2 separate regions of the Homo sapiens genome follow, and region 1 is linked to region 2. Evidence: chromatin loops called from intact Hi-C (ENCODE). Cell type or tissue: OCI-LY7. All regions are shown on one strand. Links, peaks and the distances in the headings refer to the core of each region. The heading gives the core; the rest is flanking DNA.

Region 1 (5,379 bases), core at 305-5,304, 74 kb after region 2:
AATGTTTTGGCTCCTTTTTATTCCCAGTGGTTTTTTTTGTTTGTTTGTTTGTTTGTTTAGACAGAGTCTTACTCTGTTGCCCAGTCTGGAGTGCAGTAGTGCGGTCTCAGCTTACTGCAAACTCCGACTCCCAGGGTCAAGCAGTTCTGCCTCAGCCTCCCAAGTAGCTGGGATTACAGGCGTGCACCACCACACCCAGCTAATTTTTGTATTTTTAGTAGAAATGGGGTTTCACCATGTTGGCCAAGCTGGTCTCAAACTTCTGACCTCAGGTGATCCGCCTGCCTTGGTCTCCTGAAGTGCTGGGATTACAGGCATGAGCCATTGCGCCTGGCCCCCAGTGTGTCTTAAAATATTACATTTTCTACCTAATTTTTATAATCTACAGTTTATAATTCAAAGGCCTTTTTATCTTATTAAGATATATTACGAAGTCATTTCTAAAAGAGTTTATAAATCTTCAACATTTATTTGTTCTCCAGTATCCTATTTTAGCATTTTAACAGAAAGTAACAGTATCCTACTTATTTGGAAACTCAGCCACAAAGTAACTGAATAAACTTTTTATACAAAGCAAAAAAAGAAAAAAGTAAACACCTCTAAGATCAGCCTTCTCTTTTGAAATACCTTTACACTGAGGTATATTTATTTACAAAGACAAATATATGCTTACATTTTTATAGAACATCTAAGTTTTATTGAAATATTAGCAAATCAATAGCCAGGTACGATCACTCCCTTCATTCACCCTGGGACTTGTGCATAGGCCAGACTCCCGGGATGTCAGCCGCATGTGATGTGGAGATAACTGTGATCTTATTATCTGAAATGTTTGAATACGGAGAGGGTCCCAGTCTTCATTAGAAAGAAACTTAACCAGGACAGTAAATATGTTCAATTCCTCTTAAAATGTCCAATTTACTGATAAGTGGGGCACATTTTTTTTCATTTAAAAAAAATTGGAATGGCCACCTTAAGGCAAACATTTGAGAAGAAGAAAAATAATACAAATATATTACTTACAAAACAATACAAAAGTGTCTCAGACCAAAAAAAAAAGAAAAAAAAATACAAAAGTGCCCATTCCATGTTGCCATTAGACCAGTTAGTCTTCAGACAGGACTGTCACCATCAATTTTTCATTTTTAAAGGATTTTAATTCTTTCAGCATGTTCATATGGTTTTATAAAGCCCCAGATACCCAGCAAATCCCCTTGGTGTTGTAAGACAAGATTGCTGTTAAAAAATGTTTAGGCTTAGTCAGCTTCTTCTCACTGCTGACTTCACGAGGGGCTCTGGGAAATGGTGTTTATACTGAGCTTAAATTGATAGGGCAAGTTTAATGCAATTGGGTCAAAGGTACAACTGCTTAGCTGGTCTCATCAACCACTCAGGTTTCAGCATGGGTTTATAAAGAGCAGTCTGTAATGATAACATCTGGCTGCTTGAGCGTGACTGCATTTTGCCTGCTATGATTGAATGGAATTTAATGGTGGGAGGAGAAAAGCTGGGGCAATTTCATTTTTGAGTTATGGTTCTAGATAGATAAGACAAAATGGTAGACTTTGATTGGTCTGAGGCCGGCCATCTCGCAGATTGCTTAACAGACCTGCTTCTTCTATAGAACCCTACCGTCACCACTCTCAAAGACAGCTGTCCTCATTGAGTCAATGGTAGAGGCATGGGGTGGGCACAGCTGCTCTAGGCTCATGTGTGTCTGCACGCTAGGCCTCCTCTTTGGCATTGCTCTTCTCGCTGAGTTCTGGTTTGTTGCTCTGTGGAGACTGTGAAGGTCCTAGCGCTCAGCAGAAAACACAGTGCCCTTCCCCCAGAGGGTGCTCCATTAATGGGAGAGTTGACTCCATTCACTGCTGGGCAGAAGGTGGATAGAAAGCCAGTGCCAAGCTGAGTTCAGGCTGTCAAAGAGAGGAGATGAAGAAGTTAGTTCCCAGTCTCCACTATCGTTCCGCTTAGAAGGACACTGTGACCTTGAGGACCAAAAATGTAAATGTCATAAGTCAGCCGTAGACGTTACAGGAGAAGCCTACTACGCAACACCTCCAGAGAGGGACCAGCTTAAACTGTAGCTCCGGATCCCAAGGGTCCTTTTCATTCTGTGGAAACTCGGTGATTCCATTAGTGATCACACCACCGTCACGTGAAAAGCTGACTGTATAATTTCATATTGCCTAAGGTCTTTTATAGTCTTCTCAACTTCACCTTTGGATCATTGAGTGTATAACCTTTTAAATTTGCAAGAACTTTTAATATAAACAAGTAGGTAGACAAACAGGTAGGGATTTACCTCCCTGGTGTAACTAGGCTGAGAGGGTAGAGGAAGGGTCAGGGCTGTACACTTAGCACTTAACCATATTTCCTCCATAAATAAGAAATATTCTTGGTCTTGGTGCATCATCAGGACCAACAGGAGAGGAACCCTAGCCCACCAGATCCACACTGTAAAATAAAGACGGCACAGAAAAGGAGGGGATGCAGGTACTGTGGTGCAGGGGAGAGGATGCTGGGCAGAGCAGGACTCCCGTCTCTAGGATCTCAGAGCGACTTGACCCTCAGGGACTCTCACGGCCTTTGCTGCTTCATCCATAACAAGGGGCAAATGCCTAATCAGTTCACTTCCCATACACTCAGCCCACTTATATGAAAGCCCTCCTGTAGACCGGAAGCCCTACATGAATGGAAGTGTCGTTGTCACTCCTCTGCTGATGACCCACTTGGCTGTCAGTGTGCCCAGAGGTCGAGTTTAACTCCTCCAAGTCGCTGAAATTAAAAATACGGTCTCCAGAAGGAAATAGTCTATGTATTATAGGACTCAACTTGACATACCAAATCCAAACCTACCAGATATATTAAGGTGATATTTAGAAAGTAGTTCTTATTTGAGCTCAGGAGAGCTTTTTCACACAGCGGGCTTCCTTGTAGCCTGAAGACATGATGATATGTACACAGACCCTGTTTTTCTAGGGCTGTTTAGCTATTATGTGTAGCAAGGCACACGTGTATCCTCCTTCATCCAGTTGTGGCCCATCGAGGCAGGAGTATGTGGCCCCCAGAGAGCAGAAAGGAGGCCTCCTGCTCTGGTCCTGGTAAAGGAAGGAAACCAAGACATGGAAAACAACAGCAAAGCCTTCTGCCCCGTGCACCTTCCTGGCAGATCTCATTCCTACCCAAATGGGTAGGAAAATGGGGGAAAGTAATGTATAAAGTGAACCCCAAGTAAGTATTCTGTTGTACTAACAAGCCAGAGGTCTGTCTCCCTTCCTCTTTTACATTCATATTTCATTGTCACTTTCGATTCTTAGGCTGGCCCATTACCTCCCTCAAACAAGGAACTGAAACAAATCTCTTTAAAGCAATCATGGTTATACATTTTATATTTCATTGTCACTTTTGATTCTTAGGCTGGCCCATTACCTCCTTCAAACAAGGAATTGAAACAAATCCCTTTCAAGCAATCATGGTTATATATTTTGTGCCCTTAAAAGTATAAGCCAGGAGGGGGGAGAGATAGCATTAGGAGATATACCTAATGTTAAATGACGAGTTAATGGGTGCAGCACACCAACATGGCACATGTATACATATGTAACTAACCTGCACATTGTGCACATGTACCCTAGAACTTAAAGTATAATAATAAAAAAAATTAAAAAGTATAAGCCACCTCTGAATATAGTGATCAAAGATAAACTGCCAACTGCCACTTCCACCAGTCATACTCTGTCCAAGAGATACACGTACTCTGTGGTAGAGATGTGCAAAGCCAGCTGAGTATGCAGAAGTCTATCTGTATTCACATAGCACGTGTGGTGTGTGAGAGCGATCCTGGTGAACAATAGTGACGTGAATATGTTCATTCTACAGTTAGGACGCTTCTAACTTTAGTTTCAAAATGTTTCTACTGCACTATACCTTGGTATCAATGAGATTTTTAAAAAATCTCTACCCACATGTGAAGCCTCTTTACTACTATATAATCACTAGTACTTTCCAAATTAAATATTATGCTTACATTATTAAACATTAGCATTGCCCCCTGTTAGGCCAGAACTGTGGCTGATCAGGGAATAGTTTACATGAGTCTCAAACATGTCAATGTGACAGAGTGACACAGTAAATCACCTCTAACCAGTATGGCTTATACTCAAAAGCACATTGCTTTCAGCTTCGTTATGTGATTGTCCGTGCTGTGCCTGTAGGAGTGGCCAGACACCATGAATCGGGGACTCTAGGGAGAACAGGACACTCATTCATCTCACGCCTCTCTAAGGAGAAACAATTCCTCTCCTCTGAAGAGAATACTCACGGTCTCCCATGTGAGTGAACGATGAAGTTGTAAGAACACTCCCCCACCTCACTGTTGGTGACAGAGGACAGTGTGGTTCCAGGGGGTGGGCAGGTGAGAGGGTCCAGAGAGTGAAGGAGATGCTTGGATGATCCAGAAATCTGGGGCCAGCTCATTGGCCCAGACTTTCATTAGTTTTGACTGAAGGCTGACACAAGATTCAAGTAGCAAAGGGCAGATTCTCGGCCTTACAGAGAAATGATAAAGATTCCAAGAGTTGATTTTTGCAGTAAGAATGGGTAACATTTAAGAAACACCAAAGTAAAATTTGACTAGGTTACTTCTTTTTCTTTTTATAAGCAACTTTTAGCCTAATTATTGTAAAGAACTATAACGGGGCATGCATGTGATTTATTTGTTGAAATAAATGTAAGCACTTATCCAACAAATTCTTACTGGGTGCCTACCGTGTGCCAGGCACTGCTCTGGGTCCTGAGGGTGCTAAGCCAGTAGGTGACTTATTCCAACAAATTACAACAAATAAATTACATGCTCCCATTCATACAGGAGGGCACAGACCACAAACATGTTAATAACATGTCAGGAGGAGATCTGTGCCATGAAGAAAAATAAAGCAGGGTAAAGGTGATCAAGGAAGGCCTCTCTGATGAGACATTTCAGCAGAGCCATGAAGGAAATGAGGGAGCAGGGCACACGGATCTTCACCAGTCACCGGGGGACTCCTGTGCAAAGGCCCTGTGGCAGGTGTATGCTTTGCCAGTTGAAGGAACAGCAGTGGGGCCAGTATTCCTGGCACAGAGAAATGGTGAGGGCAGTAGCCACAAGCAGTCACATAAGGCGGTGCAGGCCAGTGGTAGGGTTTGGGGTTCCAGGCTGTGAGGAGGAGGGCCGCCGTGTACTTGCATTCACAAAAACATCACTGGTACCTTTGGAAAAATTCCGCAGGGGCAAGGATAAAAGCAAGGAAAAGGGAGCTTGGTTTCCTGCTCTTCTAGGAGAGATGATAGCTAAAATCTCTTCTAGGGAACTTTGGGACGTTTCAGTTAAGTAGGTGA
Region 2 (5,379 bases), core at 157-5,156:
GACTTCAAAGTGAACTTGCCTCTCTTTCCCTCTAGGCTATGTGGTTGATGTTGCAGAATGATGAGCCGGAGGACTTCGTTATAGCTACTGGGGAGGTCCATAGTGTCCGGGAATTTGTCGAGAAATCATTCTTGCACATTGGAAAAACCATTGTGTAAGTATACCTGAGAAATGACTACTTGTAGCTCTCTGGCAGGTATGCACCTGAGCTTGCTGAAGCCTCGGTTCTGGCTGTCATCTTCCCCCTTCACTCTCCTGAAGAGCAATACAGAAAGTTTCAGTGTAGAGTGGGGCCTTTGCTCTGCTCTGCATCCAGCCCTACTTGTGTTATTTGTCAGATGTTGGTCAGCATCTAAACCAAGTTTTTCCACATTTCTTTCATCTTTCTTTTAAGATGTTTTTGGCCAGGCGCGGTGGTTCACGCCTGTAATCCCAGCACTTTGGGAAGCCGAGACAGGAGGATCATGAGGTCAGGAGTTCAAGACCAGCCTGACCAACATGGTGAAACCCCATCTCTACTACAACTACAAAAATTAGCTGGGCGTGGTGGTGCGCGCCTGTTATCCCAGCTACTCAGGAGGCTGAGGAAAGAGAACCGCTTGAACCCGGGAGGCAGAGATTGCAGTGAGCTGAGATCATGCCATTGCACTCCAGCCTGGGTGAAAGAGCAAGACTCCATCTCAAAAAAAAAAAAGAAAGATGTTTTTACTTTCATTTATTTTTAAATACTATTTTATTTTACTTTTTTTAGTTTTAAATGTTTTGTCTCAATATAAGCACCTTCTTTTTTTTTTTTTTTTTTTTTTTTTTGAGACAGAGTCTTGCTCTGTTGCTCAGGCTGGAGTGCAGTGGTGCGATCTTGGCTCACTGCAACCTCCACCTCCCAGGTTCAAGCAATTCTCCTGCCTCAGCCTCCCAAGTAGCTGGGATTACAGGCATGCCCCACCATGCCCAGCTAATTTTTGTATTTTTAGTAGAGATGGGGTTTCATTGTGTTGACCAGGCTAGTCTTCGAACTCCTGACCTCAGGTGATCCACCCGCCTTGGCCTCCCAAAGTGCTGGGATTACAGGCATGAACCACCACGCCTGGCCAAAAACATCTTAAAAGAAAGATGAAAGAAATTTGGAAAATTTTCCAAATTTCTTTCATCATGTTATGTGAAAGAAGCCAGACACAGAATGACAAGTACTGAATGATATCACTCCTGTGAAATCTAAAGAAAGATGATAGAGAAGCAGAGAGTAGAATGGTGCTTACCAGAAGCTGAGGAAGGGATGGGTGGAAAGAGGCTGGGGAGAGAATGGTAAATGGGTACAAAGTAACAATAAGATAGGAGAAATAAGTTCTGGTATTCTGTTGTACAATAGGGTGTCTAAGGTTAACAATACCTATTGTATATGTCAAAATAGCTGGAAGAGAGAATTTTTAATGTTGTCACCAGAAAGAAATATGTGCATGAGCTGATAGAGATACACTAACTACCCTGAATGGATCATTATACAACATATACATGTGTCAAAATATCAAAATGTACCCCATAAATGTGTACAATTATAATGTGTCAATTAAAATTTTAAAAACAAAAATAAGAACACTCAGAAAAAGAGATACTGCCCAATTATTTTGTGAACATTTTGTCTCAATATACTTCCAATTTTATGAAAAATATTGACAATTCGTGGCCAAGAGTTACATAAATTTGTTTTGCATGAAAACTTTGTGCAGGAAACTAATGACATTAATTATAGAAAATTAAGGCAAAAATAAGATCTTTTTCAAATTTTACGTATAATATGGGGAGTTGGAAAATAGCATATAGATAGGAAGCAAGAAGATATAAAATAATCTTTGAAGTGTAATTTGGTTATGTTGATTCTTTTGGCCTTCTATTTTATTTTTTAAAGAAGATACCTCATTTTTCAAAAAAAAAAATTGGCCTTCTTCTCTTGTGGACTGAAAAATGCATTGTTGGATTGATTATGTTTGGAATTGAGGGTTTTTTTATACTTTTCAAATATAAAATTTATGTTGCTTCTAAGTAACCCTCCTTTTTTTTTTTTTTTGAGACGGAGTCTCACTCTGTCCCCCAGGCTGGAGTGCAGTGGCACGATCTTGGCTCACTACAACCTCCGCCTTCTGGGTTCCAGTGATTCTCCTGCCTCAGCCTCCCAAGTAGCTGGGATTACAGGCATGGACCACCACGCCCATCTAATTTTTGTATTTTTAGTAGAGACGGGGTTTTACCATATTGGCCAGGCTGGTCTCAAACTCCTGACCTCAAGTGATCCGCCCACCTCGGCTTCCCAAAGTGCTGGGATTACAGGCATGAGCCACCGCACCTGGCCCAAAAATTTTAATTAAAACGTATAGTTTAGCAGAAATTAATATCTGCCACTCTCATTAATTACTTTTTTTAATAACTCTCTAACATATTTTAACAAATTTATATTGTATATGTGAATAACACAGATTATACTTAAACAAGTTTAATGAGAAAAATAAGATGTAAGCATAACATCTTATTCTTTAAAAAATATGTGCACTTTTGTTTATGTTCTCTGTAGGAATCAAACATGACATTTTATTATTAGGAGTGTCCTGTTATGCTCCAAAAGTTGCGAAGGATGATACGCATGAATTATTTTTTAAATGTGTGAAGTATCTATGCTAATAAAGGCTTAAGCATAGTGAAACTGTTTAGTACTATATTAGGAAAGGGAGAAAAGTGAATGGACTTTCCCAGCAGTCAGAGTTCTTCTGTTTTTCAGGAACTGAAACTGAACTCAGAGTAGCCTTAGGTACCTGGTGCTCCTTCAGGGCCCCTCTGCTTCTTGGCTCCAGTGCCCTGGGATGTTGCCTCCATCCCTCAGCTGCTCCCCATGGCAGAGGGCAGTCTAGACTGCCTTTCTGGGGACACAGCCTCACACAGTCAAAAGAGGAATAGAACCTTTAAGAACAATCCACCTAGAAAAATCCTGAGGAAGGACTGTGGCTGGCCCTTGTGGGTCCTGCAGTTATCCCTAGACCTGTCGCTGTGGCCAGCGTGGGACTGGATCCCAGGCCTTGGCCTGTTTTCAGGGTGTGAGGATTCTGGGATGAGCAGCCCCACTGAAAGTCCACTGTTTGAATGCGGGGGAGCAGGGTCTTCCCCTATAGCAGGATGCTATTGCAGAAGAACGGCAGGATGTGCTCCAAGACAGACAGAGACAGCCCATGCTCACCGCGGCACGCAGGGAGTGGTTAGGGCGAGCCTGGAGGCATGCCAGGAGCCGCACCCCTACTGTGTTTAATTTCCAGGGCTGGGGCACTATTGCACTGAGAAGGAAACTGAGGCACAGTGCAGTTCAGTGCTCTCCCCAGGTCACACAGCAAGGGAGTAGCAGAGCCAGGGTCTGAAATGAGTATGTTGTGACCCAAGACGCTCCTCTTTCCTTTATGTGCACTTTTTATCCTTCTTGTTCATATGCTGTCAAAAAAAACTTTGTGATAGGATATTTGCAGTGAACACAGACCCAGGTCTTCATGCCTGTGGGCATCGTCTCCTTCCCAGGTTATCCTCAGTGCTCTCAACAGCTGACGGTGCTCTGTAAATACTTAATTAAGCACAAGTGGATATCCCAAAAGCCAGCTTATCCAGAAAGTCCTCCCAGAAACACCCACTGTCATCCTGATTTCCGCAGATTTCATGGTTAGCCTTATTCCCTCTCATATGGTGGGGACAGCTTGAGGGAAACCACCATGCTTCCTCCCTAGAGGCTTGTTGGAGCTGTCCAGCTAAGGATGAGGAGGATCTGCATTCAGCCGAGAACATGGAGAGGGAGAGGAGCGATTGATTTGAGTCTTAGAATCAGCGGGATTTGGTGAACAGCCAGATGTAGAGGGTGAAGGACAGCCAAGCTCTCTAGTCTCATTAGCATTGCCATTAATTAAGCTAGAAAGCTTTCTGCTAGCTCAGAGTTCTACTTGTTGTGCTTTGTGTCCTTGCCTCATATTACATGAGGCTGTACCGTATCAGACACACCAATCAGCATCTGGAACATTCTCACTTTTGCTATTCTAAGCTCTGCTGTCTCTTCCCATTTTTGTTATCGTTTTTAAAATTTATCCGTTGTAATGTTCTCCGAAAAGGCTTGACACGTGTCGCCATCTGTATATTTAGAATCGACACAGATATTTCCTCTTGAAGTCTTTGACATCACTTGAGTAATTTGAATAATTTTTGTTTTGCATTTATTAGAAAATAGCACATTAATTTGAGTTTGGGTTAGTAGAAGATATTCGGGGAAGCAGATCAGTACCACATGCAGTCCTGATAAAATGTAAGGTAACGTTTTAAATTCTTACACAGTCATTTGTATTGAGAAAGGCAGCCTTATGACAACTGCTTTCTTTTGATAGCATCTGTGTGTGTGTATGTGTGTGTGTATGTGTGTATATGTGTGTGTGTATGTGTCTGTGTGTGTGTATGTGTATCTGTGTGTGTATGTGTGTATGGGTGTGTGGTGTGTGTGTATATGTGTGGTGTGTATGTGTGTGGTGTGTGTGTGGTATGTGTGTATGTGTGTGGTGTATGTGGTGTGTGTGTGTGGTGTGTGTATGTGTGTATGTGTGTCTGTGTGTGTGGTGTGTTTGTGGTGTGTGTGTATGTGTGTGTATGTATGTGTGTATCTGTGTATGTGTGTGTGGTGTGTATGTATCTGTGTGTGGTGTGTGGTGTGTATGTGTGTGGGGTTGCGTGTGTATGTATGTGTGTATGTGTGCATATCTGTGCGCGTATCTGTGTGTGTGGTGTGTCTTTGTGGTGTGTGTGTATGTGTGTGTATGTATGTGTGTATGTATGTGTATCTGTGTGTGTGGTGTGTGTGTATGTGTATGTGTATGTGTGTGTGTGTTTGTGGTGTGTCTTTGTGGTGTGTGCGTGTGTGTGTATGTATGTGTGTATGTATATCTGTGTGTGTGGTGTGTGTATGTGTATGTATGTGTGCGTGTGTATCTGTGTGTGTGTTTGTGGTGTGTGTGGTGTGTGTATGTGTGTGTATTTTTGTGTGTGTGGTGTGTGTGTGTATCTGTGTGTGTGGTGTGTATGTGTGTGTATCTCTGTGTGTGTGTGTGTGTGTGTTTGTGTGTGTGTGGAGCACATTGCATTGTTGGGGCTCTTTTTAGTGCTGTGTTTTGTTTTTCCTTTCACATCAACTTACCACTAAGTATGTAGTGTGAAAAGGAAACACTTTTCTCCTACAATTAAGATGATAGTAGGATAACCCAAACAGGCAAATACTTGTCTTGACTAATTTTCTGTCATTAATCTTGTTAAATTTTGAGAAGAGAGTTGTAAGAGTACCCTACAACCAGGTGAGAACCAACATCTGCTGCTTGT

What was found. Peaks named below come from ENCODE experiments on the same cell type or tissue, not always from the same donor. Only the 100,000 strongest peaks of a DNase experiment are listed, where the experiment ranks them.
Region 1: a loop joins it to region 2, with 5 times the contacts of the local background. A loop is called at or near these places in 1 of 110 quality-filtered maps.

What each region holds. Positions count from the first base shown.
Region 1 is chr6:1,663,385-1,668,763 of GRCh38, reverse strand. All of the region lies in intron 9 of GMDS (GDP-mannose 4,6-dehydratase), which reads left to right. LOC107986514 (a long non-coding RNA gene) reads right to left here. Exons shown (of 2, transcript XR_001743788.2): 1 at 2,860-5,379; 2 at 442-1,916. Among named protein-coding and RNA genes, the nearest start is that of FOXC1, 56 kb to the right of the region's middle. RefSeq lists enhancers at 3,014-3,183, 3,194-3,423. In OCI-LY7, for the core only: no CTCF peak of the experiment used is centred there; a DNase peak (open chromatin) is centred at 3,363.
Region 2 is chr6:1,737,243-1,742,621 of GRCh38, reverse strand. GMDS (GDP-mannose 4,6-dehydratase) reads left to right here. Exons shown (of 11, transcript NM_001500.4): 8 at 36-154. Among named protein-coding and RNA genes, the nearest start is that of FOXC1, 130 kb to the right of the region's middle. RefSeq lists an enhancer at 2,617-2,956. In OCI-LY7, for the core only: no CTCF peak of the experiment used is centred there; DNase peaks (open chromatin) are centred at 2,761 and 3,201; H3K4me3 peaks cover 2,129 bases; H3K27ac peaks cover 2,070 bases.